Linked DNA regions of Homo sapiens: region 1 is linked to region 2. Evidence: chromatin loops called from intact Hi-C (ENCODE). Cell type or tissue: PC-3. All regions are shown on one strand. Links, peaks and the distances in the headings refer to the core of each region. The heading gives the core; the rest is flanking DNA.

Evidence for each region. Hi-C counts contacts between places; a loop is a spot of excess contacts. Peaks named below come from ENCODE experiments on the same cell type or tissue, not always from the same donor. Only the 100,000 strongest peaks of a DNase experiment are listed, where the experiment ranks them.
Region 1: it touches region 2 in a loop (5-fold over the local background); 7 of 110 quality-filtered maps call a loop at or near these places.

Annotation. Positions count from the first base shown.
Region 1 is chr2:224,136,981-224,152,872 of GRCh38, forward strand. No RefSeq gene overlaps it. Among named protein-coding and RNA genes, the nearest start is that of SERPINE2, 110 kb to the left of the region's middle. In PC-3, for the core only: no CTCF peak of the experiment used is centred there; a DNase peak (open chromatin) is centred at 9,071; H3K27ac peaks cover 1,986 bases.
Region 2 is chr2:224,260,126-224,276,017 of GRCh38, forward strand. No RefSeq gene overlaps it. Among named protein-coding and RNA genes, the nearest start is that of FAM124B, 130 kb to the right of the region's middle. RefSeq lists an enhancer at 1-25. In PC-3, for the core only: no CTCF peak of the experiment used is centred there; a DNase peak (open chromatin) is centred at 8,516; H3K27ac peaks cover 1,460 bases.

The sequences.
Region 1 (15,892 bases), core at 7,577-10,076, 120 kb before region 2:
ATGGTTGCAATAAGAGGTACCTTGACAAATGGTGGGTGTTTTCCATATACTTGATCTTCAAAGGATTCAATGACAAGCACAGAGAGATTTCATTTAATTGTGAAAAGTTAAAGTGCCTGGGAAAATAATAAGAGATGGCTCATAGTCCACAGAAGTCCTCTTGGTTTGAATGGCTTTTTTCCTTACACGATTTTAATATTATTTGCACCTTATTGTTAGTTTTCTTTTTATGAATCAGTGAAATATTTTCTCTGTACAAATGGCATCAAAATCTTTCTGTCTAGTCCTGATGACTCTTTCTAGTTATTTATGCCTGCCTGCCTGCCTGCCTTCCTTCCTTCCTTCCTTCCTTCCTTCCTTCCTTCCTTCCTTCCTTCCTTCCTTCCTTCTTTCCCTAGATAGGAGATTGCCTCCTGAGTCCAGGGCACTGAGAACTCAAGGGTTTCAAAGTCTGCCTTTAGAGAGTTTATAATCTGGAAGAGGAAATAACACATTACCCTAATGCAAGGTGGAATCCAAACATACAGGTTGTGATATAGAGGAGAGAGAAACCAGTTTTGGCTCCATACTTATTTCCGCTTTATCACCCACCTGTGGTCAGCATAGTGCTTAAGAACATGACTTTGACTACTATGCAAGATATCCATGTAACCAAACTGCACTTGTACCCCTTATACAAAAAATAAAAGAACATGACTTTGATTCGGATTGGTGGGTTCAGACCCAAATGGCTGGGTCACCTTGGGCAGAATATTTACCCTCTTTAAGTTTTATTTTTCCCATATGTAAAATGGGGAGGTAATAATAATAATAATAATAAATAGTGCTCACTTCTAGTGTTGAGGACTGAATAAGGCAGTGGCTATAAAGCATCTAGCAGAGAGTGAATAGTAAATAGCACATAGTAAATGCTACATAGAATGAATTGTGTCTTCTATCATAACTTATCCTTCCTTCTAACATCCTTGCCTGAATCGATGGCCCCCTTCTCCCTGGTCATGAGGCTTTCACCCCAGGAGTTTCCCCTCTTCCTTCTCTTTGCCCTCTACCTCCAGCCACCAAGCTGTGTATGGGTTGTCCCTGCACAAGGTCTTTTCCTCCTGCTGTTCATGTCCACACTGACATCTGAATTGTGGCCCTCTTTAATATTAACTAGCAATCACTATTTTGATCTTTGTTTATTTGTTATATAAATAAATCTTATTGTGTATATTTGAGGTTTACAACATGATGCAATAGGATACATATAGACAGTCGAATAGTTACTGTGGTGAAGCAAGTTAACCTATTGTACTAGTCAGTTCTTGCATTGCTATAAAGAAATACCTGAGACTGGGTAATTTATAAAGAAAAGAGGTTTAATTGGCTTGTAGTTCTGCAGGTTGTACAGGAAGCCTAATGCTGGCATCTGCTAGGCTTCTGAGGAGGCCTCAGGAAACTTACAGTCACGGCAGAAGAGGGAGCGGGCACGTCTTACATAGCAGGAGCAGGAACAAGAGTGAGGAGGGAGGCACCACACACTTTTAAACAACCAGATCTATATCACGATCACTATCACAAGAACAGAACCAAGGGGATGGCGTTGAACCATTTGTGAGATACCATCCCCATGATCCAATCACTTCCCACCAGGCCCCACTTCACATTGGGAATTACAATTAGACATGAAATCTGGGTGAGGACATGATCCAAATCATATCACCCACCTTCTCTCATAGTTACTTTTTTGGGGTGACGAGAGCAACTAAACCCTACTTATTTAACAAAAAATCCCTAATACAATAAAATGTGATTAACTCTAGTCCTTAGGTTGTACGTTAGAGCCCCAGACTGTTTCATCCTACATGTCTGCTACGTTGTATCCTTTTTTCACCAACATCTTCCCACTTCCTTCTCCCCCTCTCCTATCCTTGCTAACCACTGTTTTATTCTTTGTCAGTTAATGCTTTAGAGGGTTTGTTCTGTAGATGTGTTCTTTCATTTACCTATAGTAACACCTATATGTGATTGGTACTATTGTTTTCATGTCCTTTTGCAGGAGGGAAACTATCTTGGTTTGTTTGGACTGCTGTAACAAAGTACCATAGATTAGGTACTTTATAAACAACAGAAATTTATTTCTCACAGCTCTGGAGGCTGAAGTTCCAGATCAGTCTAACAGCACGGGTGGATTCTGGTGAGGACTCTCTTCCAGGCTGCCTACTGCAGACTTCTAGAATCCTCCATGGGAGAGAGCAGAGACAGGAGCTAGTTGCCTGGCCTCTTCTAAAGGCATTAGCCCTAGGCCAGTCGCAGTGGCTCATGCCTGTAATCTCAGCACTTTGGGACGTGGAGGTGGGTGGATCGCCTGAGGTCAGGAGTTCGAGACCAGCCTGGCCAACATGGTGAAACCCCATCTCTACTAAAAATACAAAAAATTAGCCAGGCGTGGTGGCCACGCCTGAAGTCCCAGCTACTCGGGAGGCTGAGGCAGGAGAATAGCTTGAACCAGGAAGGCAGAGGTTTCAGTGAGCCGAGATTGAGCCACTGCACTCCAGTCTGGGCAACAAGAGTGCAACATCATCTCAAAAAAAAAAAAAAAACAATAAATAAATAAAATAAAGACAGCACCATTCTTTTTTGTTATTGGTTGGTTGCTTGTGTGTGTGTGTGTGTGGGTTTTGTCTTGTTTTGTTTTTTGAGATGGAATCTCTCTCTGTCACCCAAGCTGGAGTACAGTGGCGTGATCTCGGCTCAATGCAGCCTCCACCTCTCAGGTTCAAGCAATTCCTCTGCCTCAGCCTCCTGAGTAGCTGGGATTACAGGCGTGCACCACCATGCCTGGCTAATTTTTGTATTTTTAGTAGAGATGGAGGTTTCTTTATACTGGTCAGGCTGGTCTCTAACTCCTGACCTCATGTGATCCGCCTGCCTCAGCCTCCCGAACTGTTGGTATTACAGGCATGAGCCACTGCGCCTGGCTGTTTTTTGTTTGTTTGTTTTACCTTTTATTTTAGGTTCAGGGGTACATGTGAAGGTTTGTTACATAGGTAAACTCGTGTCATGGGGGTTTGTTGTATAGATTATTTCATTACCCAGGCACAAAGCCCAGAACCCTATAGTTATTTTTTCTGCTTCTCTCCCTCCTCTCACCCTCCAGCCTCAAGTTGGTCACAGTGTCTGTTGTTCCCTTCTTTGTGTCCATGAGTTTTCACCATTTAGCTCCCACATAGAAGTGAGAACATGAAGTATTTGGTTCACCCTCATAACCTACTTACCTCTCAAAGGCTCCACCTCCAAATTCCATCATATTGGAATTAGGGTTTCAACTCACACATTTTGGGGAGAACACAAATATTCCATCCATAGCAGAAACTAAGTCTTAAGGAGATGAAAGAGCCAGCCCAAGGTAACACAGCTTGGAAGCACAGACACCTGGGCTTGGACCAGACCTGGTTGCCCAGTAAGCCCCACATCCTCCTTTCTGCCCTAGAGGGGAAAGGGCAATATCTTTGTTTACAGGGAAAGCAGTTCTCTAGCCCTCAGCTCCACTCATCAAAATTCTTTGCAAGAATTAGGTAGATTTACATTTGTGCTCATGAGATATATACACAGTAGACTATACTGTTTGAAAATCCATGCACCCAAGCTTGACTGTCTTTTTTTTTGAGACAGAGTCTTACCTTGTCACCTAGGCTGGAGTGCGGTGGCATGATATTGACTCACTACAACCTCCACCTCCCAGGTTCAAGCAATTCTCGTGCCTCAGACTCCTTAGCTGGGACTGCAGGTGTGCACCACCACACCTGGCTAATTTTTTTTTTTCTGGTATTTTTTTTTTGTAAAGATGGGGTTTCACCATGTTGGCCAGTCTGGTCTTGAACTCCTGACCTCAAGTGATCCACCCACCTTGGCCTCCTAAAGTGTTGGGATTACAGGCGTGAGCCACTGTGCCCTGCCCTAAGCTTGACTTTCTGAGTTAAAGTTCTGATCCACCATTTGCTAGTTGTGTGAGCTTGAACAAGCAACTTGTCCCCAGTTCCTATAACGTTAAAATAATAATAATAACTACTTCGGAGGCTTTGTAAAAATTCAAAGAGGCAAATTACAAAAAGAGCCAAGAAAAATCTTTGGTACATTGTAAGCATTCAATATGAACCTGTGTCCAAGGAAAAGAACAGTATTGTCTGCTTTTTGTTGCATCATTTACCTCTCCCAGTGACTTCAGCATAATGAGCACTCAAAACACAGGTGGATTGATGGGATAGCACTGGCGTTCTTCTGAATAAATTAAGGAGATTATACAATTAACAGTGAAGAAACTTTAGAATATCCATAGGAACGTTATAAGAGACATGTAAAATAATCGTGTTGCCTTTGTCCAGGCTCGTTTAGGGTATGATCTTTCAGATAATGATTTTTTTTTTAAAGTAGTAAATAAGTTTAGTGTTAACTCGTTAGGGGTCATGAGATTTCTTCTACTCCAGGAGTAGTTTAAGGAAATTGAGATCAGCCCTTGGGCCGTGTGTTGGAACTGCTGAGCAAGCAATTTCACTTGGAATGGGGGATAAAATAAGAGCAAGATTTTTGTGAATACTCCTAAATGATTTGACTGTATTTCTTGCCTTACTAGAACAACTGAGTACCTTATCTATCCCTGAACAGGTGAGGAATGCCCAATGCATGCTATTGGTTAGTCTGCTATTCTGAGAGTGGTCACAGACCACCAACAGCAAGCAGCTCCTAGAACGTTGTTACAAATACAGAATCTGGGCCCTACCCCAGACTAAACAAGTATCTGCATTTTAACAAGATCTCCAGATAATTAGTGTGCACATCAAAGTAGGAAAGCAATGATATGAAAGTTAAAAGACAGTAGAATTAGAAGTAGTATTTGTCATATTATATGTTGGCTTTTCTATTGTACAAGGGAAATGGGGCTCTGATTCGTAAGATGAGATGAATGAGGTTTTATACGCAGAGCTCTTTTGAAGAGAAACCAACCTCTGGCGGCAAAGAGGCATCTCATTATTCAAAACGTGTACTTTTTACTACAAACTGTAATCATTGGCCAGATTGGAAAGAACTTCTGTTAACTTCTAGGAGAAGGCTCCCTGTTAACTTCCAGGGGAAGCACAATGACTAGGGACCAAAAGCAGGCTGCCATACCCGCCTGGCCAAGTTATCCAGAGAGCACAGAATTATAATATGCCCAGCCCTGGTGACTGCAGAGTGAGCGAGGTTGCTGTGTGGGGATTGCTCAGAGAAAACTCTTGTATAAAAATATTGCCCATTTAAGGACTCTGAATTTCTACAGGAAATATTGGAAGTTACAGGGCTTTAGGTAACAGTAACTAGCCTATTGTGGAATATAGTACATATATGTTTGGCTAATGGAGAAAGGAAAAATAAAAATTTCTTCTGATGCAATGGTGCTAGCCTGCCTGCAGGCTGAAAAATGGATTCTGGTTAGGGTTCCGGTGATGTAGCAAGCTTTTGAACCAACCTTAGAGATCTTCAATCTGTTTTTCTGGGTTTCACAAAAATTAAATGACTTGCCCAGGGCAAAAGGGTTGCTTATGTCTGGATCTACTTTTCCTCATATGAGTCATCTTGAATAATGTAACCTCGAACTTCAGTGTACTAAATTTGACGTAGAAACTGCTCTTATAAATGATCCAAAAGTAATAGAAGGGGAAAAAAGAGTGACAAGAAAAACAAAATAAGGGAAGTAATAAAGTAGGCATTGACTATGGAGATAAATGTTCTAAAATACTTCAGATATGACTTAAGGTTGTCATAACAGTTGAAGCATGTAAACTTTTTCCTGTTGAAGTGAAGCTATGAAATATGGGGTTTTGTTGACTATTTAAAAAGTAGTGTATTAATCAAATTACTCCAAATGTGTCATTGACTCACTGCATAAAAGACAGGAGATTTGTCATTAGAACAAATGTTGCTGAACCATGAAATCTGAGCTGCATAAAAGTAAATACTGCTATCCTGTGAAGTGTATAAAAAAGGAAAAAAAAAATGACAGCTAAAAGTGACACCCAAGATCCCACGAAGCAATTTACAAAAACAATTGTTAATATATACAAATCAGTTCAAGGGAAAGAAAACAACAGGAGTTGTCTAGAATTTCCAACACTTTTGAGCCCTCTTCTGGCCAGTAAATGGTGACAGAAAATCAAAGACTAAATAACATCTGGAAAATAACAAAAATACAAAACCCATAATAAATATATATTGGCTTTAAAAGAAAAATCAAAACAAAATTGTTTTACTGGGTCAGATAAAACATTTCTGGGATGTAAGGACTCCACTTTGCCTTACCTCTTGTCTGCTACATGTGTAAATGAAAGAAAAAAATGTAATGATCTTGATAGACATTTGAAAGCAACAAGTAAACCTTTTTTTCTTCTGTGGCAGGAGGAGGATAAGGAATATATTTCTTTCTAAATATCAAGAAAATTGGATTATATGAATATCAGAAGCAAAATTTTCGCAAATTTGTGTACTTTACTGAGTGTCATCTTGGTGCTCCTCAACAAGGTCTTCTTCTGCACTCTTTCTACAACTAATTTTGGGGATTATGGATGGCAATGAGCTTAATCAATCAAGCCAAAATCAAAGCCAAAGGCTCATTAATAAATAGAGCCTAGTAACATAGGCTTATGCTTTTACTGTTTAAGCAATTCTAGGAATCAGCAACCATTAAGAAAACCACTCCACAAATCATCTTCAACTCCTGGATACAGCCTCCCATGCATGGGTGCTTCTGGAACTGCCCAGCACATAAGAAGTCCTCCAAACAGGCAGTGGTGTCTTAGCACCACCTCTTCTGACTCGACCAGAATGATAGCACTTGTGTTATGAAGTGGGGTCAATAAAGATGATGTATGTTTCAGTTAAGAAATGTATCAGAATATTCTACTGAGTAAGGTATTATAATTTTTTTTTTTTTTTTTGAGACAAAGTCTGTCTCTGTCACTCAGGCTGTCAGGCTGGAGTGCAGTGGCACAATCTTGGCTCATTGTAGTCTCCACCTCCCTGGCTCAAGCGATCCTCCTACTTCAGCCTCCTGAGTAGCTGGGACTATAGACACAGGCCACCATGCCCAGCTAATTTTGTATTATTATTATTATTATTTTAATAGACACCGGGTTTTGCCCTTTTGCCTGGGCTGGTCTCGAACTCCTGGGCTCAAGCAATCCACTCACCTCGGGCTCCCAAAATGCTGGGATTGCAGGCGTGAGCCACTGCACCCAGCGCCACATATTGTTCATACTGGAACATATTGCCAAGATTGTTTTGAGATTTTATGCCTCTAAATTTGGAAATATTGAAATCCTAATAAAATATTCTAAAGGTAGTGGGATTCTGACAAAGAAACTTCATTGTAAGAACCCAGCTATGAATATGTTAGGGGTTAAATTCAAAGAATTACTGAATAGCTTCCTAATTGTCTTAAAAGAGGGCCACTTCATAGAAGTAAATTTAAATGGAGCATGTGAGATAGACTCAGGGTCAAGGCTTTTAATAATTGCTTTGTTAGGAAACATTAAAAAAAAACCTGTGAAAAATCAGAAATCACCAAAACCTGTGCAATTTCACAGAGTTTAAAAAAAGAGAAAATAAGTCCAGTTCCTGAGTCTATTGATATTAAACAATGCTTAAAATCCACACACTTTACTGAAAAAACAAGTTTGAGGCATTACATCAAGGCTCTCACAACCAGAATAAGTTGAAATAGAACAAGTCTCTTTTTGGAGGACCACTTGCCAACAAGTCACTTGAAGTAAGAGGTTAAAGCATGTGAGACACTGTCTATATGGGACGCTGTCTGTGTAGATGCTTCCCTGGGGGATCATCAATTTATAAAAATAAAAAGGAAACTTGCAAAATATAGCTATACATTCAATGAGAAATGTAGTGATTCACTTGAAAATGTTTTGGTTTTCCCTCTATTTATTTACTCTGTCAGGGATACCAATTTTCACTCAGGATTACAATAGGGACAACAACCCATTATCTAATAAATAATGTAATAGGGTATAAATGAAAATAAGACTGGATTTGAGCTTGTCTGTACCTAGACTCTCAAACTGAGTTGTAAAATGAAGGAGATCCAGTTGAATCCAATCAAATATTTTGATGAAAATGTCCTTGGTATGTTAGGTGTGTGTGTCTGAGTGTGCACATGTTTTCATGGTAGAGGAATGCTGAGGGAAAATGGGGTTCAGGGGAAAGAGCCTCATTCAATCAATGTGTATTATCTAAAATAATTTCAAATCAAGCATAAAGAAACAGACTTGCACAAAGGCACAGAGCCTAGAAGGTCTTGCAAGATACGACATGGTTTTTGAAAAGTAATTATATAAATCAAAATTTTCATAAACCTCCAGGTTTCTTTCTTTATCTAATTTCTAAAATGTAGCACAAAGCCAAGGAAAGCCCCTAAGATTTCAAGTGAGGTTCATTAACATTTTTTAAAGAAATTTTAATTTGAATTTCTTTTCAAAAAGTATTAGGCTTGAAATGTTGGGTCTTTAACCATTAACTTTATACAACCTATATGATTTCCTTTGCATTTATGAAACATATTCTCTCTTCATATTAAAGGAACATTTAATGACAGCCTATTGTGTTCCAGGCACTATGGTAAATGCCGTGGGGGTGTCTGTTGGTTGGTTTGTTTTTGGAAGAATTGACAGTCCCAGGGAAGTCTTCCCCTAAATTCTGGCAATTGTGTCTTCTGGCAATTTTCTTCTTAATCATCAACCTGTGGGGTGACTAAACCTGTTGTCAAATATTTTAAATCTCAGACCAGCATCACCATCACTACTCAGCCCAGTCCAAGCACCCACAGCATTGCAACCTGCTGTGAATTCAAGAGATAGAAGCTAACTTTACTGTAGGCTTAAGCAATATGGAAATAGAAGGCTACATTGCTGCATAATATCATAGGGCACATTCCATGGGAAAACATACCCTTTGTGCAGTTGTTTGTGATTTTGTTGTATCTGGCCCAAGCTCTCCTTTATTGGTGTGTGTGACTGGGAGGACGCCGCCTTGGGAATGAATCACATCCTGTTCTGGAAACATGAAAGGATGTTCTAAAGAGCACGTGACCCATTGCTGGGCTTGGTAGCTTGGTCAGAACTTCATTTGCTATTTATTGGAATTTGCTCTCTTCTTTTGGCCTTCAGGAAGTTAGTAGAGACTGTACAACAGCTCTGTGGGTGAATGGTCAGGGACTTGATGGGGAATGGGTGAGTCAAAGTCTCAATATTTGGGGCCAAGAGAACTTCTCCTTCACCCTCAGAGGTATCCCTGGAAAATTAACTCTAAATAAGGCAGATTAATAATAGAAAGAGCTTTAAAATTTATGACCACCATGCACGCAGGGAGAATCACAGGGCGATTGCCTCATATTCCATGGAGGTACATAGGCTCATATACCCTGTTTCTTTGCAGAAAGGGAGATGGGGAAGTATGGCTGATTTTTAGGGGGATGGTAAATGATTTTTAGAAGAATTCAATGGGCTGATGAACACACAATGGCCTCGGGCAAAGTCTGTTGGGCCTGCAGAGTGTACAATGGTATGTGATAAAAGTCTGTCTGGGTTTGTTGACAGATTTAGCCTTCCTTCCTGTGATACGGTTTCAGTTAATGAAAACTCAGAGAAGGGACCAGAGGTCATTGTTTTCTTCTCTGGTAGGTCCAGACTATAGGCAGATAAAAGAGCTTCAGCTTGTCATTTAGAAGAAGTAGAGGATTAAGAGACAGGAGCAGAAGGACTAAAAAAACAATTGTTCTCCTTGGTGGGTCTGTCCAGCCTTTATGTGATATGGTAAAGGTCTCTTCTAGCACCTGATAATCTCTAAGGGCCTTTAATTCAAAGTACGCGTTGTGCCTGGGAGCCATAGAGTTTGGGGTGAAGTTCCCCAATCCCCTTTGTGACATAGGGAGGGATGTGATCCTGGAAGGCCAATGGGAACAAGTGGGAGAGGAAAGGAGTATTGGCCATAGCCCAGATGAACTGAGAGAAGAGCACCAAGAGTTAGTGGAGGTGAAGTTGAAAGGGACTGCCCTTAAAAGAGGCAGCATTGAAATATACATTTAGACTTTAAAAATTATAATGGGGTTCCAGCTGAAGACTGTTATGAGCCAATGCCTTTACTTCCAAATGACCATGGAAATGACTGGATCAGAGCAGGGACTTGACGGAGCCAGCATCGACAACCTGAATTTCAAAGCTCTTCTGGGAAGTACATGGAAGTGCTAACAGAATACCCTAATATTTCCAACTTCAAGTGTCTAAAGTAGCCCCAGAGAAGGGACTTCTAGTTCTAGCATCCAGAGCTGTGTCCAGCCTGCTTCTGGTGATGACATCCTGGTGTGCGGAGCAAGCTAAGGAACCCAAGGCATAGGCTCTGAGTCATAGGGGACTCGCCCAACCAGATAGTAAAATAGATTATACAGTTGTAAAGGTAATGATACTATAATTAAAGAAAAAATAAATAAACAGAGTATAAAGTCCAGAATAAGCTGAAGAATATATCAAAACTTATGAAGGTAGTATAGTATAGTATTGAAAGAATTTAGGCTCTGAAGATAGCCTGATTGGGTTTGATTCCTGGCTTTCTACTTCCTATGTGATCTTGCCTAAGGCACTGAATCCTTCTGTGCTCATCTCCTCCTCAGTAAAGTGAAGATAATATTAGAAACTCATGGGGTAGGGATGAAGGGGACTAATGCATGAAAAGCACCTAGCATGGTTCCTGGGACATAGTTACTATTCAATAAGGATTAGCTAATATCATTGCATGGAAAGAGTAGCTTTCAAACAAGGGAACTTGATGATTTATTTAATAGAGAGTGTTGTGACATTTGGCCAGATATTTGGGAATAAACATTTGATCTTTTCCTTATATTCTACACCCAAAAGAAGTTCAACCGATTGAGAACCAAAATAATTCTAGAATAATACATAGGCCAATATTTAAATAATTTTGTAGTAGAGAGGGCTTTTTAAAATATAATAGCAAAAGGAGAAGGCTAGAAGGGAAACAAAAATGGATATTTTTGTTTGTTATATTTATATTGGTTATATTTAAAAAATTGAAAGCTAGGCCAGGTATGGTGGCTCACGCCTGTAATCCCAGGTGGGCAGATCACGAGGGCAGGAGTTCAAGACCACCCTGGCCAACATGGTGAAACCCTGTCACTACTAATGATACAAAAAATTAGCCAGGCGCGGTGGCATGGGCCTGTAATCCCAGCTACATGGGAGGCTGAGGCAGGAGAATCACTTGAACCTGGGAGGGGGAGGTTGCAGTGAGCTAGGATTGCGCCATTGCACTCCAGCCTGGGCAACAGGGTGAGACTCCATCTCAAAAAAAAAAAAAAAAGAAAGCTACTAGGCTTCAAAACAAAATAAACAAAGCAAACCAAACCCAACTCACCCTAAGCAGAATTAGAAAGTAAATGACAAACTAGGAAAAATATTCACAACATCTAAGACAGACCAGGGTTAATATACTTAATATATAGAGTATATTATACTTTTTAGAAATCGATAGATCTTATAAATCAACAAATATCAACAAATATCAACCCATCAATAAATGTTTAACACCTTTGCCAGGAAAAATAAGCATAGGACATTATGAACAGGTAATTCATAAAGAAAAATATATAAATAGACAAAAACATAAGATTAATCTAATGAGTAATCAAAAGGCCGTGACTGAAAATGAGATAGCATTTTTCACTTTTTAAATGGCAATAATTTTTAAATGACCATAGCCAATATTGGTGAGGGTAGAGAAAAACAGGCTCTCTCCCATACTGTTGGCAGGAGTATAAATTGGCTCACTCTCTCGGTAGGGCACATTTTCAATACATTCTTAATGCGTATAACTTCTGACCTAACTTTTATACTTCCAGGAATTTAATTTTTAAAAATGTTCTGAGATATGAAAAGAAATAAATTTGACCACAAATGTATCTACAACAACATTTTAATAATATCAAACAATTAGACTACCTTAATATCAGATAACAGGTTACTGGTTAAATAAATGTTAATACACTTATTATTTAGCCTTGAGAATGAACTTTTCAGTTCTTAATAAATGACTGAAGACCCAGCTGCTAAACTCTGAAATGCATACCTGCTTATGGAGAACCTTGAGAAACAGCACATCCATACAATATCTTACTAAATAAGCATTATTATTGGTGTGGCAGGAGAATAACATATAATGACATAAAAAGATGATCCAATTATATAAAGTGGTGTGTGTGCACAAAATAAGTTGTATGTACAGTATGATATTAGGAAATACAAGTGTAAATACATGTATAAACAGAAAATGTTGTTTCTCAGGGGTGAAATTAAGAGTTATTTTTCTTTTTTTTCACTTATCCAAGTGTAATTGTGGCTTTTATTTTGCATTATTTGACTTGACTTTTATTTCACATCTTTCTCCATGCAACTAGATGTGGAAAGCAAGATGTTTTAAGGGAATAATTATTTTCTGAATCAGAATAGGAGTTTGATGCCTATATGTGTGAATGTCAATCCTCAAAATAGTTGTTCTCGAAGATTTCATTCTGCTGTTAGATTAGGTAGTTGGTGTTACAAATGCATATTTTCTTTAAACATTCTGTTAATGTTGTTAAAAGTTGCTTTGATACCAAACAACATGGCATTCACCATGTAAACAATGAGAAGACATTCATCAGACCCTTAGATTTTCCTCCCTGCCTGGGGGATTTGAGCAGAAGCACAGACAGTCCTGACCCAGGCCAGAGCTCCGGCCCTTGACTTCCTCTTGGTGCCTGGAGTCCAGTCTCTTGCTATTCGTGGCCTTGAGATGGTTTTGCATTTGCCCAGGGCCTCTGAGCCCGGGCTGCCTCCCTCTCACAGTGAGTGTCCTTCCAACTTAGCTTTTATAAACAGTCCTGCCTTCCCTCTGCCGCTTTGACTTGTGCCCTAAAGTGCTTCTCAGAGGCCATTTTCTCTTCTCTTCTACTTTTTTTTTTTTTTTTGGATGGAGTCTCGCTCTGTCGCCAGGCTGGAGTGCAGTGGCGCAATCTCGGCTCACTGCAAGCTCCGCCTCCCGGGTTCACGCCATTCTCCTGCCTCAGTGTCCCAAGTAACTGGGACTACAGGCACCCGCAACCACGCCCGGCTAACTTTTTGTATTTTTAGTAGAGATGGGGTTTCACCGTGTTAGCCAGGATGGTCTCGATCTCCTGACCTCGTGAACCGCCCACCTCGGCCTCCCAAATGCTCTTCTGCTCTTAATGGTGATGAATACACTTTCCATTTTCCTATTTTGTTTTTTGTTAAAATCGTTTTCTAAAAATCTTCCCTGTGCTCTTTACAGCCTCGACAAGTATAAACAGCCCTTCTGAATTATCCCCTCAACATGTCTCTCTTCAACCTTCTGAAAACAGATTCTATCTGGCCTTCAGATACCTCACTTTTGGTCCCTTCAACTATTAAGAATACTAAGGATCCCATGTGCAACAATGGAGACAGATGCCCCAACATCTAGCCTTTCTCAGGTTGCCCCTGTCACCACCACTGCCTAGTGGAGAAGAGGATTTTACTTTATGGGTTTTCTCCCTATATTACTCCTTCCTGTTCCCTGATCTTGGAGGATATGTCCTTCCCTCGGGCTTCCCAGGGACACTTGCTTACCTTACTCTTTCCTTCCTCCAGTTCCATCAAACATAATTTCCATATCTCATGCCCTCTAGGCACCAACTGATAGACCATCGTGTCTCAAGCAGACAAACCCAAGGCTTTGTGTCCATCATAATTACATAAGGGAGATTTTCAAAAGACAGTTGTCTCTACCCCACTGCCATGGTCTGAATGTTTATGTCCCTTACAAAATTCTTATGTTGAAATCTTAACCACCAAGGTGATGGTATGAGGAGCTGATGAAGACTTTTGGGAGGTAATTAGGCCAGGAAGGTAGAGCTCTCGTCAATGCGATTGGTGCTCTTATAAAAGCTATCCCAGGGAGCTGCCTTGCCCCTTCCAACATGAAAGGACACCAGAAAGTGGGTCTCAGCAGACACTGCATCTGCCAGCACCTTGATCTCCAACTTCCCAGCCTTCAGAACTATGAGAAAAAGAATTATGTTGTTTATAAACCACTCAGTTTGTGGTATTTTATTAGAGCAGCCCAAACGGACTATGACACCCCCACCCCCGCCATGAAGATTCTGCTTCAGGAGGTCTAGGTAGTGTCAGGCCTGAGGGCTTCAGTGGTCCTCATGTTTCAGTGCAAATCAGAATAACCTAGGGAGTTTTAGAAAATTCACATGCCCAGACACCACCCTAGCCTCCTGCAGTCGTTCAATAAATAAAGGCAGGGATTTGTCATTTTGTTTACACTACATCTCTTTCTCAATGTCTAACAAGCATGAGTAGAGTCATCTGGTATGTTTGTGTAGACTGAACAACTTCAGAAGGGATGCCATTTATATAAATTATTGATTTATACAACAGGATGGTCTTGTGAAATAGGCATCTAATAAATACTGAGTAAGTGAATGGGTAAGATTGGAAAAGAAACTCTTTCTAAAAAGTATTACTCACTTTCAAGTAGCAAAAAATGAAAGATTAAAAGCAGACCAAAGTTAGGGAAGCCTGTTACAAGAGGCTGAATAATGGCCCCCAAAGAGGTCAATTTTCCAATCCCTGGAACCTGTGACTGTGTTGTTACTTTCCACGGCAAAAGAACTTTGCAGACGTAATTAAGGATCTCACTATGAGAAGATTATCCTGCATCATTGGAGGGGGCCCAGTGTAATCACACAAGTCCTTATAAGTAAGAGAGGGAGGGAGGAGAGTCAGAGTCAGAGGAGGACATGTGACGGCAGATGCAGAGGTCATCGCGATGTGATTGGTGGAAGGGGCTATGAGCCACGGAAGGCAGCAGCCTCTAGAGGCTGGAAAAAGCAGGAAGCAAAGTCTGACTTAGAGCCTACAGAAGGAATTCAGCCCCACTGACGCTTTGATTTTAGTGCAGTGTGACCTGGTATGGATTCCTGGCCTCCAGAACTGTAAGATAGCAAGTTTGTGTTGTGTGAGGCATGCAGTTGTGGTAATGTGTTACAGCAGCAATAAGAAACTAATACATCCTTCAAGAAATGATACATGGGAGGGAATTTCAGGCAACGGGGTAGACGCATTTGCTATTGCTGCATAACAAATAACCACATACTTAGCAACTTAAAACAATATCATCTCTCTTTTCTTTCTTTAATATTTTATTTTAGGTTCCAGGGTACATGTTCAGGTTTGTTGCATAGGTAAATTGCATGTCATGGTGTACAGATTATTTCATCACCTAGGAAATAAGCATAGTACCTAACAGATAGCTTTTCAGCCCTCATCCTCCTCCCACCTTCCACTCTCAAGTAGGCCCTAGTGTCTATTGTTCCCTTCTTTGTGTCCACATGTACTCATTGCTTAGCTCCCACTGATAAGTGAGAACATGCAGTATTTGGTTTTCTGATGCTATGTTAGTTCACTTAGCATAATTACTTCATCCATGTTGCTGCAAAAGAAATGAGCTCTGAGTAACAATTCATGGTGTATATATGTACCACATTTTCTTTATCTAGTCTACCGTCGATGAGCATTTAGGTTGATTCCATGTCTTTGCTATTGTGAACAGTGCTGTGACAAACATACATGTCTTTATGATAGAACAATTTATATTCCTTTGGGTATATAAATGGGATTGCTGGGTCAAATGGTAATTCTGTTTAAGTTATTTGTGAAATTGCCAAACTGCTTTCCACGATGGCTGGACTAATTTACATTCCCACCAACAGCGTATAAGTGTTCCCTTTTCTCTGCAACCCCACCAGCAT
Region 2 (15,892 bases), core at 7,473-9,972:
ATCCAAGAAAAAAGTGGAAATAACCATTGACTGTAGAATGTGGCTAGATTATAGAATGTTATAAATTTGAGAAGATGAAATCGTAAGGAATAGTAATGATAAGTTTTTGAACAGAGGGGCAGGTTAATGAAATGGAATAGTCAAGGAGGATCAGCCCTGGCAGTATGTTTGGGCTGTATTATGGGACAGGAAGGGATATTCTGACATTCTGTTACTGACCAAGTCATTCACGTAAATTCACCCTTTCATGAAGGCATCACCAACTGCAATGCCATCATGCACCCAGAAAGGGATTTGGGCAGAAATCCATGACTTTTCTCACCTCACGTGTTAAAAGTCATAAAAGTCCCTTCTGAGTTATTCTTAGAAAGAAAAATACATTTGCTAACAACATACTCATTAGGAACTGACAGTGCCTTCCCTGAACACCCGTTTTAGCAAGGAAGTTACAGTATTATGACATGCTGATATATCTATTTCTAGAGTTTTTGAGGGGTTTTTGTTTTGGATTTGGTTTGGTTTTGGTTTTTGAGGAGGGAAACAGGGAGTGACTTGACGGTAAAATACACTTTCATGACAGAAATAGACCACGTGGTTTTAATTAGGGAGGAGCATAGTGTCTCTTCAGCTTAGCAGTAAATCAGGGCTTTGTGGGGCCCAGTCGGCTCTGACAACTGAAGCTTAGCCTCCCCACGTTGCAGAGAAGTCAGCTGCTAGTCTTCACATTAACTGCAGACTAAACTGCAGAGTACAGCTTGGCTTTCCAATCACACTCCACCCTACTTCCACCAGCAAATGCAGAAAAATAGAACTGACCCCCAGGGAGACTGGGAAAGGCTCTGTATTACTTTCCGGCTTAATAATTCTCTCTACCCCCATCATTTCAATTCATCCAGCAGAAAGGCACTCAGATCAACATCTCTCATCTCCAGGGGAAAGAGTCTCAGAAATTACAAAGTACCCTAAACCAATTTCCTATACTACTTTTGTATAGAAAAAAAAAAAATTATCCTGGACAGAGGAGTGCAGACTGGGTTCCTGCCCAGTTATAGGTAATGCAATATTCCTAACGGAAGCCACGGAGGCAGAACACACACACATACACCAAGAATCCTCACATTTTTCCTGTCTCATCTGAATGCCTAAAGTGTACACTTTTGTTGATAGTCAGCATAAGAGGAATAAATGGCCTTTGTAGAAATGTTTTTAAAGGAGTAAAAAACCCAATATTTCAAATTTCCTGCTTTATTAAAATCTTTGAAAGTTTTAGTGTGGATGGAGGTCAAATGCATTTGCTAAATTATGTTTTTTGAATTCTACTGGTTGAATCATCTGTGAACTTGGGCATCCCTAATGCTAACTTTGCAGAGAGAAACTGCAGCTGACTCCTAATACGTTAAGGGTTACTAGAGAAACATAACATTATGAAAGGAAATGTATTCATCCTTTATGAGTCTGTGTTCTTACATCCAGTAAGACTTTCTTATTGTGGGATTAAAGACAAGATAAGGATAGACAGGAGTAGTTAATACAGAAGATAAGGTCTTAAACTCCACTCTGCAAAAGTATTGGCTGGGGAACCCAATTTCTGGATCCCAATCAGAGATTCTGAGGTGAAAAGGAATCTGCATTTTCAACATAAGTCCCAAGTAATTTTGTTTTTTGGTTTTTGGGGTTTTTTTTGAGACTGAGTCTCTCTCTGTCACCCAGGCTGGAGTACAGTGGCACAATCTCGGCTCACTGCAACCTCCGCCTCCTTGGTTCAAATGATTCTCCTGCCTCAGCCTCCTGAGTAGCTGGGATTACAGGCATGCACCACCATGCCCAGGTAAATTTTTTTGTATTTTTAGTAGAGACAGGGTTTTGTCATGTTGGCCAGGCTGGTCTCGAACTCTTGACCTTAAGTGATCCACCCGCCTCTGCCTCCCAAAGTGCCGGGATCACAGGCGTGAGCCACTGTGCCAGGCCCATCCCACATATTGCTGATGCAAATTGTCCTTGATCCACACTTTGAGAAATTCTGGTGGAGTTAAATCACTTTAGATGCTGGTTTTGAAAGACAAGACCACCTCCCAGCACATGGCCTATATTGCGGCATTTCAGGGGATTCAGCGTAGCTGAGGCCTCATTATGACAAGGCATGGATTAGCAGTATTTGCTTGAGTGAGGGAAAAAGCCTCAAAAAAATCCATAATTTGTCAAGTGCTGGGTGTTACATGACATCATATTAGGTATCAGGGAATTAATACACATTCTTCACACCTACCTGGCTCTTCAAAGGACAAACATTAATTTTCAACTAGAGCTACATAACCACTTGCCTTCCCGTAGGGCACATCAAAATCCCGCAAATCTATTTTTGATCGCTTCTCAGAATAAAAGATTTTTTACCTAAGAAAATTCCATGCTGTAAAGATTTTAAATTTGTAGTTACCAACCCACATATTTCTAAGAATGTTACGAGATTTCAGTCATGAAGCAAAAGGTATAATAAGATCTCTTATAAATAACAACAACCTTGGAAACTTAAAAAAAATAGGCATCAATGAGAAAAATCTATCCTTGACCATGCCTCTTGTTACTGCTCCCTAACTCCAAAGCACACCCCAAGAAATTATTGGGGATGATACACTAAAATCAACAAGCCAACAGGTGCTAAGGGAAAGAATCTGGAGTGTGAAGAGTAAGGTTTGAATTTTAATGAGCTTCATCATAAGCTTCCTTTAAACGTTCCTCCAGGAAGACACTTTTGTGCCGTCATGTTCAGAACAGGCTCACATCTGCGCTCTGCCTCATATGAGCTGTGTGACTTAGGGCAGGTGAGATGGCCTCTCTGAACATCAGTTTCCAGATCTTTAAATGTGAAGCTGATAATGTCCTACAAGTGTGGTTATTAAGAATAAATAAGATGGCTGGGTGTGGTGGCTCACACCTGTAATCCCAGCACTTTGGGAGGCCGAGGCGGGTTGATCACGAGGTCAGGCGATCAAGACCATCCTGGCTAACACAGTGAAACCCCGTCTCTACTAAAAATACAAAAAATTAGCTGGACATGGTGGCGGGTGCCTATAGTCCCAGCTACTCGGGAGGCTGAGACAGGAGAATGGCCTGAACCCGGGAGGCGGAGCTTGCAGTGAGCTAAGATCACACCACTGCACTCCAGCCTGGGCAACAGAGCGAGACTCTGTCTCAAAAACAACAACAAAAAAAGTAAATAAGAGAGAGAGTGGATGGTTACTAAATCCAATATTTTCCCCATGATAGTGTGAACATTTAATTCAGAAAGAAAGAAAAGAAAAGAAAGCAAGGGGGATGAAGTAATTTAATAAATTTAAAGTCTTTTTTTAAAAGTAGTTCAGAAAATGCAATATATGAGATCACAGTGGTTAAGACACAGCTTTTAGTCAAAGAAACTCAGTTTTAAATCCTGATCCAGTCCCTTAGTAACCCTGTGGCTTTGGGCAAGTGATTTAAAATCTTTAAGCCTGGGCTTCTCATCTTAAAAATGTGACTAAGATAGAAATACTGTTGAGAATTTCTAGGAGAAAGAGTATAAACTGCTTAGTCTAAGGTCTGGGAGAAGATAAGCCCTTGCTCTGTGATAGTCCTTATTCATATCATTGTTTCATTATTACTCATTAACAATAAAGGATAGATGGAGATCCTTGAATGTTCCTTTCCTTGCAAACTTATTTTGGTGCACGTCCCATAAGTTTGCAAAAGATCAAATTACATGATCTTGGCCTTCTGGCAGAACAACTTTATCAGTCTCAAAAGTAACCTCTAAACTCTTTTTTCCAGATAACTGGAGGCTGCCCACATAATATTTGGCTTCTAAGTCTTGGAATGATTGTCATTTTGCAGAGAGCTCCTGCCAGCTGAATTGGAGACCAGGCATGCTGGTTACAAAGTCAGTGAATCTTCTAACCCTTTAAATAAGAAAGTGATTTAATCTTTACAGTTTAAATCACAAAAAAATGCCTATATCCCTAAGAATCCATTGAATTCTGATAAAATGTGGGCCTTGCGTACCCTTAGAGGGATAAAAATGTATACAGATTCAATTCAATCATTCAGGCTAATAAAAGAAAGACTTATAAATGATATGCAAATTAGGTAACACATACGCAAATCATAAGCCAAGTCTTTCTGTGAATTAAACAATCAAGAATTGTCTCTACCAAGTATTTCTGAAGAGAATTAGGAGGAAAGTATAACTGTCATCTGGTAACATGCAGGTAAAATATCCAGGCGTATGGAGGAGGGGGAGGGGAGAAAAAGGATGTGGATGATTCTGCCGTTTCAGATCCTTGGAAAGTGTGTTTGGGGAGAGGAGCTGGGAGTTTCTGCTCCCAGCCAGACCGTGTTATTCCAAGCACATGTTGTCAAGAGTTAGTGGCAGCTCGTTTCTCAGAATGACTCTAGCTTTCAGAGGGTTCTGAACTCAACACTTGTTTTAGATATTCTGAGGTGTTCACTAGTCCAAGAACCTCTAATTCCTTGGAAAATAGCCATATTTACAAAACTTGTTTTCTCTTTTTTTGGAAAGACCATTTTCTACCCATGCTTGAAAACTTTATTTCATACATGTTTCCTGTGCCAGGCCCTATGGGAAGCACTCCGCATGCAGTATTTTACTGAATGTCCAAGACTTAGGCACATGAGCCCTAAGAGACCTGCAGGAGTAGGGAGACTATGAATCTCTCTCTTGACTCCAAACCCATGTTCGTTCTCCAAACATTAACGAAAAACTACAAGAGAATGATGCAGAGTTCCGCCCTCTACAGAGGCAGGCATTATCTAGCAGCGGAAATAGACCCGTCTGACGCCAAATGAGATGGAGAAAATAAACACTGCCAATGAAATACTGGGGGTGGGGCAATTAAAGAAAGGAAAATTGCATCTACTTGGAGCCATCAGAAGAGATTTCATGGAGGAGGTGGTACGTGAACTGCGCTTAATGTATCTGTTGCAGGGGGAGATGGGAGACATTCCAGAGAATAGAGCAACAAGAGGTAAAAACATGCAGAGGAGTTCCTGAACCACAAATAGTAGACTTTGGCCAGAACGTGAGTTTTGGACATTGGAAGGATAGGACTTTTTATAGTAGTTACTAAACACATGTTGTGCTAGTTAATTCTGTTGGTAAATAAGAGATTTCTTTTTCTTTCTTTCTTTTTTTTTTTAATTATACTTTAAGTTCTAGGGTACATGTGCACAACGTGCAGGTTTGTTAGGGACATGGATGAAGCTGGAAATCATCATTCTCAGCAAACTATCGCAAGGACAAAAATACCAAACACCGAATGTTCTCACTCATAGGTGGGAATTGAACAATGAGAACACTTGGACACAGGAAGGGGAACATCACACACCGGGGCCTGACGTGGGGTGGGGGGAGGGGGGAGGGATAGCATTAGGAGATATACCTAATGTAAATGATGAGTTAATGGGTGCAGCACACCAACGTGAATAAGAGATTTCTAAAAGCTCTTTATCAAGAGAAACGGTGACCTAAGAACTGTGCCTGAGGAAGATTACCCTAGAGCTGTGTATAGGAAGGAGTGGGTTGGAGGAGATGGTAGGCTGGAAGATTCATCAGATGGCTTGTTTAGGATCTGATGAGGATGGCAGAGAAGGTGGGAGAGATGGCTGGGTGGTGGGTGAGGGCCCCACGACCACTCTCTGTCTTCACTAATATTTCCAGCACATAGCACATCACCCGGTACTAAATGAGTACCAATGTGGAATGGATGGAAACCAGGCAGGAAAAGAGTGAGCAGGTGAGTGAACCAAGGAAGGAGGAGGAATAGAGCGAGGGAAAGTATTAGAGACATTGCTGACTAGGACTTTGGGAACTTGAGTTAAATATTCTCAACTTGTAAATGTCAATCCAAAAAAAAAAAGAGTGCATATAAAAACTGGTAAAATCTGAGTGAGATCTGTTGTCTAGTTCATTGTATTCTGTCAGTGTCAGTTTCCTCGTTCTGATAATGTGCTATGTATGTAAGATGCTAACATTGAGGAAAGTTGGATGCAGGGGACATAAGACTTCTCTGTACACTTTTGGCAGCTTCTTGTGCGTTCATAATTAGTTCCAAACAAAAAGAAATGTTAATTGTAAGTCAACATAAGTTGCAAAACACTTTCATTGCCTTGTTCTATCAGACGGCTGTCCTTGTTCTTGCTTCCTGTCTTTGGCAGCTTCCCAGGCTAAGGCAGGACAGGATAACCGGATGGGTGAGATGGCCTCTGTTAGGCACCTCAGACTCAGTGACATGCCCCTGAATCTCTGATACTCTTCAAAAACATTGCCTTAATCTCCCAAAAGAGTTGCTGTTTTTTCTGGAGGTATCAAAGTTTACAAGTTTTCCACTTCAAAACCTTTCTTATTCCGTGATCCAATACATTAAAAGAGCTTTAAAAATGTTATTGTCTTTCTATTAAAACTTTCTTTTATATTTCCTGCAACTCGGAATTGTTCAAATTATTAAAATTCCCCATGTCTTACTCTTCAGTCTACATAAGACATAATTCAATTTTTTTCTATTTACTTTTAATTGTTACCATGAAATAGGTCGAGCTTGAAGTACTCATACTTAATGAAAAAGCTTTTTAAAATTTTTAAAGTAAATGATTATAATGAAATAGTTAAATTCTGTCCTACAGTGAATCTATTACTCTGAAATAGCTCCAAGTATATTTAGAATAAAAGATGAGAAAGAAGAGGAAATTGTGGGCAACAGACATTTTTCATCACTGAGTTTGGAAGAACTATACACTAAACAAGTGCTACTCAAAGACTGGAAGTTTGAATATTATTTAACTATAAGGAGATGGTACACCATGTGTCTTCCTCTATAATAAATTTACAGCATCTAGACATACAGTAAACACCTAGTAGAGCTTTCCTTTCTCCACCTTTCTCCATCTCTTTTTCCCCCTTCTTCCTTCATTTTCTTATCTTAGAGAATGTGTCATCCATATTATACTGGACAACTTCCAATAAAAAACCTGCCACATTTTCTAGGAAATAGGCTTGTCTGTTTCTTAATTTCAAGAGGCACATATAACCTGTAGGAAAGAAAACACATTGAGCTTTCATGTCACTTGAGCTTCAAAACCTAAATGTAGAAAACATCTCTAAATAAATAGACTCCAGGTTTCTTCAAAAAGTTGTTACTATGGAAGGAGTTATGGTCACTACTCTTAAGTTTTCTAAATATCTTATGAATATAATTCTGTTCAGCATTTGTGTAACGCTACTGTTTTCCAAATGCTTCATTTAAACCAACTCATTTGGTTAAAAATGTCATATGACCATCTTTAAATATTAAAAAGGTATATTAGGATCTAAAACGTTTTTATACATTATCACTCAAACAGTATGAGTTAAAAAGTTTGGAGTGCCATTGATCATTGATCAATATTCATGAATTTTTTCTGAAGTTCATTTTTTTAACTGAATAAGTTATATAAGTTGACGTTTTATGATACTATGGTCTTTTTTTTTCTTTTCTTTTTTTTGAGACTGAGTCTCACCCTGTTGCCCAGGCTGGAGTGCAGTGGCGCAATCTCGGCTCACTGCAAGCTCTGCCTCCCGGGTTCATGCCATTCTCCTGCCTCAGCCTCCCAAGTAGCTGGGACTACAGGTGCCCACCACCACGCTCGGCTAATTTTTTGTATTTTTAGTGGAGATGGGGTTTCACCGTGTTAGCCAGGATGGTCTCGATCTCCTGACCTCATGATCTGCCCATCTCGGCCTCCCAAAGTGCTGGGATTACAGGCGTGAGCCACCGCACCCAGCCGATACTATGGTCTTAAACAGATCATAATACATTACTCTTTTCTGTGTGCCATTATTCCTCCCCGATTTTTTTTTTTACATCTGTGTGATCATTTCAACCATCTACTTTGCCACACAAAATCCATGTTTCTTAAAAACTCAGAATGCTGTTAATTCCTAATTACTACCCGCTTTTAAGTTTCCTTAATTATATGCTAAAATAAATGTATGCATATAAAATGCTTAGAACAGTGCCTGGCTCACAATCAGTATTTAATAAATTATAGATATAATTATTATCAATAAGTTATATTTGCTACCTCTGCTTTATGCCTTTTAGAAGCACGATTTTAAAAATTCTTTAGCTGAGACTTTTAATTTTTATTTTTTGGCATTATTTAATATTTTGCTTTGTTTGTAAATCTACCATAAGGAATATGTGCAAAGACAAAGAACACTAGAAAACAGAGAAAATACTGAGCAATCCCCCATGTTCAAAACTGGTTTTGAGAAAAAAGCATTTTAAAAATTCTCCAACCTTCATTGCCTACTGCCTCTATCTAACTGCCGGAAAGATGTGGTGTACCTCTCATTATTAGTCTGCAATCTATCAGGCTATGTACACTATATAGTTCAGCAGTTCTAGTTCAGAGAAAATTAGCTTACACAAACAAAAAGCTGAGTCACTCTATAAGAAAACCAAGCCTTCCATTTTTATTTTTGGCATTGAAGCCCTGTTGCCTAGAGATTATGTTTACTGTAGAGTTAAAGAACGTTCATTTTCTTGGAACATTTCAGAAGAGGAGGTAACTCTCTGGGATGATGAGGTCATTTCTGAAGTTAACTGGGAGAGAAGTGAGTCTCTTGTAAGGGAAACAAGAACTTAGACGGAGCCCAAGTGAGCCGCAGAAAGGATCTTTCTTGGGTTTTTTGTTGGTTTGCTTTTGTTTTTGTTTGCTTTTGAGATGGAGTTTTGCTCTTGTTGTCCAGGCTGGAGTGCAGTGGTGTGATCTCAGCTCACTTCAACCTCTGCCTCCCTTGTTCAAGCAATTGTCCTGCCTCAGCCTCCCCTGTAGCTGGGATTACAAGCATCCACCACCACATCCAGCTATTTTTTTGTATTTTTAGTAGAGATGGGGTTTCACCATGTTGGCCAGGCTGGTCTCAAACTCCTGACCTCAGGTGATCCACCCACCTCGACCTCCCAAAGTGCTGGGGTTACAGGCCTGAGCCACCGCGCCTGGCCATCTTTCTTGGATTTCACCATGTAGACAGTAGTTTCCAATAGTTCAGTTTAGGCCATTTGTTAACTAAAGGTCACAGATACGCCCTGAGTTTTTGGAAAACCTGCAGGTCAGCTTAACTTTGGGACTTTCACTGTTCCTATTTATGCCACCTAAACCACCTAATAGGCTGTGACCTAAATAACCAATCAGAACTCATCAAAGATCAAGCAATCAAAACTAAGCAAGTTTGAATCCTTCATTCACATAAGAGGACCTGAGAGGGAACCTAGGTGGGCACACTCTCTATAAAAAATAAACCCTTTTCTTATTATCTGGAATGCACTTCCAGTTAATACTGAAGCTACATCTCTGCAGTTTGCAACTTTTCACTGGAATAAAACCTCTTTTTTCTAAATCTCTTTTCAGGGAACTTCTTCACAGGGTTAAATTGTGTCCTCCCAAAAAATATAGTATACTGGAGTTCTAGCCCTTAGTACCTTAAAGTGTGACCTTATTTGGAGATAGGATCTTTACAGAGGTAATCAAGTTAAAATAAGGTTATTAGAGTGGGCCCTAATCCGATATGACTGGTGTCCCTATAAGAGAGAAAATGTGGACACAGAGAGGCAGAGAGAGAGATGTATTGACAGAGCATGATGTAAAGACATGCACACGGCAGAACATCCTATGAAGACAGGTTGTGCTGCCATGAGTCAGGAGACTACCAGAAGGTAAGAGGGACACATAAGACCGATCCTTCCCTGGTACTTTCAGGGAAAGCATGGCCCTGCCAACAGCCTGACCTCAGACTTCCAGCCCCCAAACCATCAGACAATACATTTCTGTTGTTTAAGCCACCCAGCGTGCAGTACTTTGTTACAATAGCCCCAGAAATACATTGGTGAAATTAGGCTGAGTCCAGTTCTCATTGTCACTGGCGTTAGATTCTACGGATCTTGCTTTCTTCACTGCAGTATCAACCACTGATCATCTGTGACCTTTATGGCTGATTGAATCAAGGAACTCCAGGCCTCAAAATATGGAAGACTGAATGGGACCAGATGGACATTTCAGAGAAGATCTGCACCAGAAATATTGATTGTGAGGTAGTAAAGAATGTCATAAAGCCAAAAATACAGAGATGACAAAATTATAGAAATGGAGAATAGATCAGTGGTTGCCAGGACTTAGAGAGGGAGAGAAGGATCTGAGCATAAAAGAGTAGTGCTAAGGAACTCCCTCATGGTAACGGAGCAGTTCCGTGTCTTGTTAGCTCTGGTGTTACACAAATCTATACGTGGGGTAAAATCATACAACTATGCACAGAGCATGTAAAAAAAAAGAGTGTATTCAAAATCTGGTGACATCCAAGTAATATCTGTAGTCTAGTTAATTGTACTGTTCTAATGTCAATTTCCTAGGCTTAATAACGTACTGTTGTTAAGTAAGATGTTAGTTACAACTGGAGGAAGCTGGGGGATGGGTACGCAGTGTCTCCTGGTAATATTTTTGCAATTTCTTGTGAGTCTGTAATTCTCTCAAAATAGAAAGTGTTTTATCAAAAAGAAAGGTTGGCTGGAACCTAGAAGCTAGAGGTCTTAGTTCATTAATTTCTACTATTTATGTGGTTTCAACCTTTGACCTTGATGGCCCTGGTGTAATCGCTTGTTAACTTAACACTATAGTTCAGAATGTGATACTTTAATAATCACAGCCAGTTTTTAAAAATGGATGTCAAGGGCAAAGAGAGCAAAATGTTAAGCATGCACCGTGGAACATGTTAGAATTTCAGTTATTAATCTGACTCTCATAATTTCTGATCTGATTTGAACCTGTTAAATAGCTAACACACTCCAAAGTTACATCTGTGTTTCATTGGTTGTCAGCTGGTGACTGCTGCAATTTTCACATTGAGATTATCTAATTCTGTACCAGCATGATTTTCACTTAAAAAAAATGAGTTTATGAAATGTAATCATTGATTCTAAGAAGTGTTCCAGACTTAATCATTAGTATCTTTTAAACTTCTCCCTGGTGCTTCTTTAGAGATGTAATCAAATCTGATGCTCTTCAGGAAAATTTTCAGGAAATATTCATATATTTTGTTTCCAAATTCATTTTTTAAATGGTGGTACTTAAAATACATTGGTAGCAGAATAACCAAGCTACAGAACAGGATTATGGATGATCCCATTGGTGTATGAAATATCTATGTGTGGGTACATGTGCATTTATTTTAATATATGAATAGGAAGAATAGACATCACACTGTTAACAATGATTACTACTGGAAGATTGAAATTGCAGGAGACTCATTCTCTAAGGAATACGTATATTTCCAAAATATTTAGTCAATAAAGACCAAAGTGATATTTGATGCCCTTCCCAATCATACTGGTCAACAATCAGCATGTGTCCACCTCATTCTTCTATCACTACACAAACAAGCACATACACAGTGTCTATTAGCAGATCACTAACCCTGCAGTAATGATGCTGAGGAAGTCTTAGATTATAGGGAAGAATCCCAGGTATTATTTTCTTTTGTTTCTTTACCTCTTGCATTTTAATCCAGCCTAACTGTAGCTGTACATCTCAATCCAGCTAAATCACTATATCCTGTTCCAAATTCTTTAACCCCCCCGCTTTTTTTGGCAGCCTCAGAACCCTTGGGTTTACAGCATTGGCCTCCATCTCACCTCTAATGTAGAGAATGTGGTGTTTACAAGTAGTCTGTTGTGTCTGAACCTTAACTTGGTTACTCCTATGGCACAGAGTCTTCTGTGGGAGTCCTTCCTCTCAGCTTCAACCTGATCCCTGTGTTCCTCTGTTCTGCTAGTGATGGCTGGGGCAAAGAATGCCCTGCTTAGCACTGCAGGTGAATTGTGAGGGAGAGAGGAGCCTAGGTGCCAGCAGCCTGGAAAACATGCAGCAGGGACTGAACATGGTTATACTTGGGCAGAGCATAACCAGAGCACAGTAACATCAATAAGGACATAAAGAAGATAGGAGCTTGCTGCCTGATGTGGTTTTTGTACATCCAGCTCCCATACACATGTATTCAAGTCTAAGAAGTAAAGGGAGACCCAGAACTCTCCAGGAATACAGGAAAGAGAAAGACAACATACATGATGAGTCACTAATCTCCTAAATAGGCATGTGTGGAAAAGGAGAGGGTTCTACCTTTGCAGATAAATCACGGCTGGGCAGGGGGTGGGCAGTGCTGCATCTGGAGAGGGTGCCACAAAGTAGCAGGGTCACAGAAGTCTTCAAAGACCGTGTCATACTGAGAAGTTGACCCTCTGAAGTCACTGACCCAGGACAGAAGATAAGTTTGTTGACAGTCTGAGCCCTCTTCTTTTGAAACCCTCCCTATATAGAGAACAGGGCCAAAGTCCAAGACACAATCATGACAAAAACCCTGGCCCTCACCCTTTATGCGAGAAGCTGAAGATCAGTTCATCAATTACCAGCGGGATTGCGGTGAGAGGACCTCAGCTCTGAAAGATTCATGCTTCATAAACTTGAACTCTGATGAGAGATATCATCCTTTCCCCTGGAAATTGTGTCTGGGAATGCTCATGCAGAAGTTTTCGCAGTCTCAGGGATTTCAAGAATGCATTTTAAGAACTTTGCTACATTTCCTCAAAGAAGGTTAAAACTCAGTGGAAAAACAGGAAGGTCTTAGTGTGGAATTTAGAATACTTAAGAAAACTATGGGGGAAATGAAGTTAGAAAAAAATTAATAACAAAGCAAATGCCAAAATTAATAGGCTTAGTAAAATAGCAAAATCTCTTTGGACTAGACTTTTAACAGAAAACTCATCTAGTGAAGCTCAGTGTTTCTCAAAAGAACAATAAAAAGATCCCAAGAGTTAGAGGTGGGAGATGGGAAGCTATCCTATATGAAAAAGTGAAGAAGGAGTGGGAAGAAGCCAAATTAATTATGTAAACATTCTAAATACAAATTAAAATTATAAGAAAAAACTTGGTCAGCTTACCCAAGAGAACACAATGAGATAGCAGGTAATTGTGCTAAAATGAAAAAAATAAACGCCAGAAATTAGATGCAAATTGCAAGCCACAAACAAAGACAAGTACAAAGTTCTTCAAATACATATGGGATGAGAAACAATAGAGAGATGTTGGCCTTTCAGATTGCTTTGTAATAAACGATAGAAAAATCTCTTAACTTATCACTGTACAGGGATCCAGTTGCAAAGTTTCTGGCAGTCAATAAATAGTAATAGTAATAATCATATAATCATAATATTACCAATATACCATAGGTATGAAATATAGGCCAGCCTTAGTCATAAAACTTTGTATTATTCCTTCATTCCCTCAACAACAGTTTTCTGAGCATTTTAGTGCACATCTTAAATGAGTAAAAGCCGGGTGCAGTGGCTCACACCTCTAATCCCAGCACTTTGGAAGGCCAAGGTGGGAGGATTGCTTGACACCAGGAGTATAAGACTAGCCTGAGCAACATAGTGAGACCCCATCTCTACAAAAAATACAAAAATTAGCCAGGCATGGTGGTGCATGCCTGTAGCCTCAGACACTTGGAAGGCTGAGACGGGAGGACTGCTTAAGTCCAGGAACTCAAGGCAGCAATGAGCTATGATTACGCCACTACACTCCAGCGTGGGTGACAAAGCAAGACACTGTCTAAAAACAAATAGTAAATCCACATAGATCACTGCATAAATATAAGTCATCAATATTGTTATTAATGTTTCTGCTTGCCCAGTATTCATTCCCCCTGTTCTGATAAGAGAATTCCTTTTCTCCCTTTAGAAATCATTGTCAATCTGTATGGGTCAGGTGGCATTGACCTCTGCTCCAAGTTTTTGGAATGTCTCCCAATCCTGACTAAGGTAGTCAGAACACCAGGCTCTTCAGCCATGGGGGGCTTATGGATGAGACCACAACCCAAGCAGAACAATGAAAACTCTCGTTGGAATATTTGCTGAATCGATACCCCTGTGAGACATGGGGTACCAAGGATCAGGTAAGCCTGGAACAACCAGAGTCATCTTGGCCACTACAAAGACAGAATATATCTAAGAGTAAGAGCAACAAGAGGAAAAATCATCCTAAGGACAAAACTTAAGTCCAGGAACACAGCTGTGATGAAACAACCCACTTTTATCTCCAGACGTTTTAGCTCCATGAGCCACTGGTTCCTTCTTCCTGCATAAGTTGGTGTGAGTTGTAACCTTGTAACCCAGAGTCCTGACGAGAAGAAATGCTTGCTATGTGCATGCTACATGATGGAGAGATATGGGGGTCCGCAACAGTTGGGGTCCCTGCCTTTATGGAGTCCAGAGTCTACCAAGGAAGACTGCCATGAACAATTAACTACAAATGTGTTGAGAGTTACAAGGAAGGAGTATAGGTTTCCAATGCCAAGGTTTAAGCACAGGTGCATCTCACTAGGTTTGAAAAATGAGGGAAGACTTCTCCAAGAAACTGACACTTATGAGACTTAAAGGATGAAAAGAAGTTCATCTAGTTTAAACAGATGACATTGAAAAAGCAAAATTCTTGCATACATACAAAACCTGTGGACAAAATCCTTACTCCATATTTTTAAAAGGGCAATTTTTAGCTCACTAATAAAACAGGCCATACAAAAAATGCAAAGTCAAATACACACATTACATAGAAATCAATGCACCTATAGATTAATCAAATATGAGATATATTAATTTCTTTATAGAATAAAAAATCATATATTAAAAAATAGCTAAAGAAATGTAGATGTCTTCATGAATGCACAATTTCAAAAAGTATTTCAGCGATGGGTACCATGGGGGAACTAACAGTACGGGGTCAGTTTGGATGGGAGGATGGTATTCTGCTCAAAGGTTGATGCATTAGTTCTGAGGGCTGAAAATTACTTCTCTAGTCTTAGTCATGTAAGCTTGAGCCATCAATATTTTAAATCCAAAAGATGATGGGATTGTAACTAGAGGATCTCTAAAAGCCCTTGCACTAATGAAATTCTATGACATGTCTCCAGTCTGATTTGTCAAAACTTAATTTTGACATATTAAAATATCATTCAGACACTAACAGCTCACTTTCCCAAGTTCATATTTCACTAAGCCCTTTATATTGCTTATTCTCCACTTGTAGCATTGTAACCTATCTACAGAACTTAATTCTTAAAGAAAGATAGAAGCTGAAGTCCATGTTTCGCATTGCGGAATGTAGAACATGGGCACAGTGTGATGCTTTAAAAAATCAAACCACACTCCCAAAGCTCCTAACAGAAGTGTATCTGGATTGATAAATTAAATGAATGAGGTATGATATAACATAATCTGTCTAGTTTCAAAGCACACATAACAAGTGGGTATGGTCTTTTCAAAGAAGCATCCTTGAGAGATGGCTCCCTCATCCCAGAAGTGTGCCTCAGCCATATACAAGTTATTTTTGGAAACTGCTTTTTTGAATTGCCATTAGAGACATTGCTCACTGCCCTTAATAGTGATAAAATTTTTCCTTTGTATGATTTTTTTAAAACAAAGAAAAGTCACTTAGCTCCAAGTCAGATGAGTTAAAGTGGGCAACTGAGCCGTAGAATTCCACTTTGATCCAAAACGTGAAACGGTGAGCTTTGTTCTCCAGTGTGCAAACTGACTCTAGGGCAGTTCCAAATAAGATCTAAGGAAAGTAAATGTTTTGAATAATGACAATATTATAAGAATAAGTATGTCACCTGCTAGGATGATTACTCAAGTACACACTCTAGGCTGACTGACACATAGATAATACTTTTTTCATTTTCTTTTTTCTTCTTCAACTTTTGTTTTAAATTCCAGGGTACATGTGCAGGATCTGCAGGTTTGCTCCACAGGTAAACATGTGC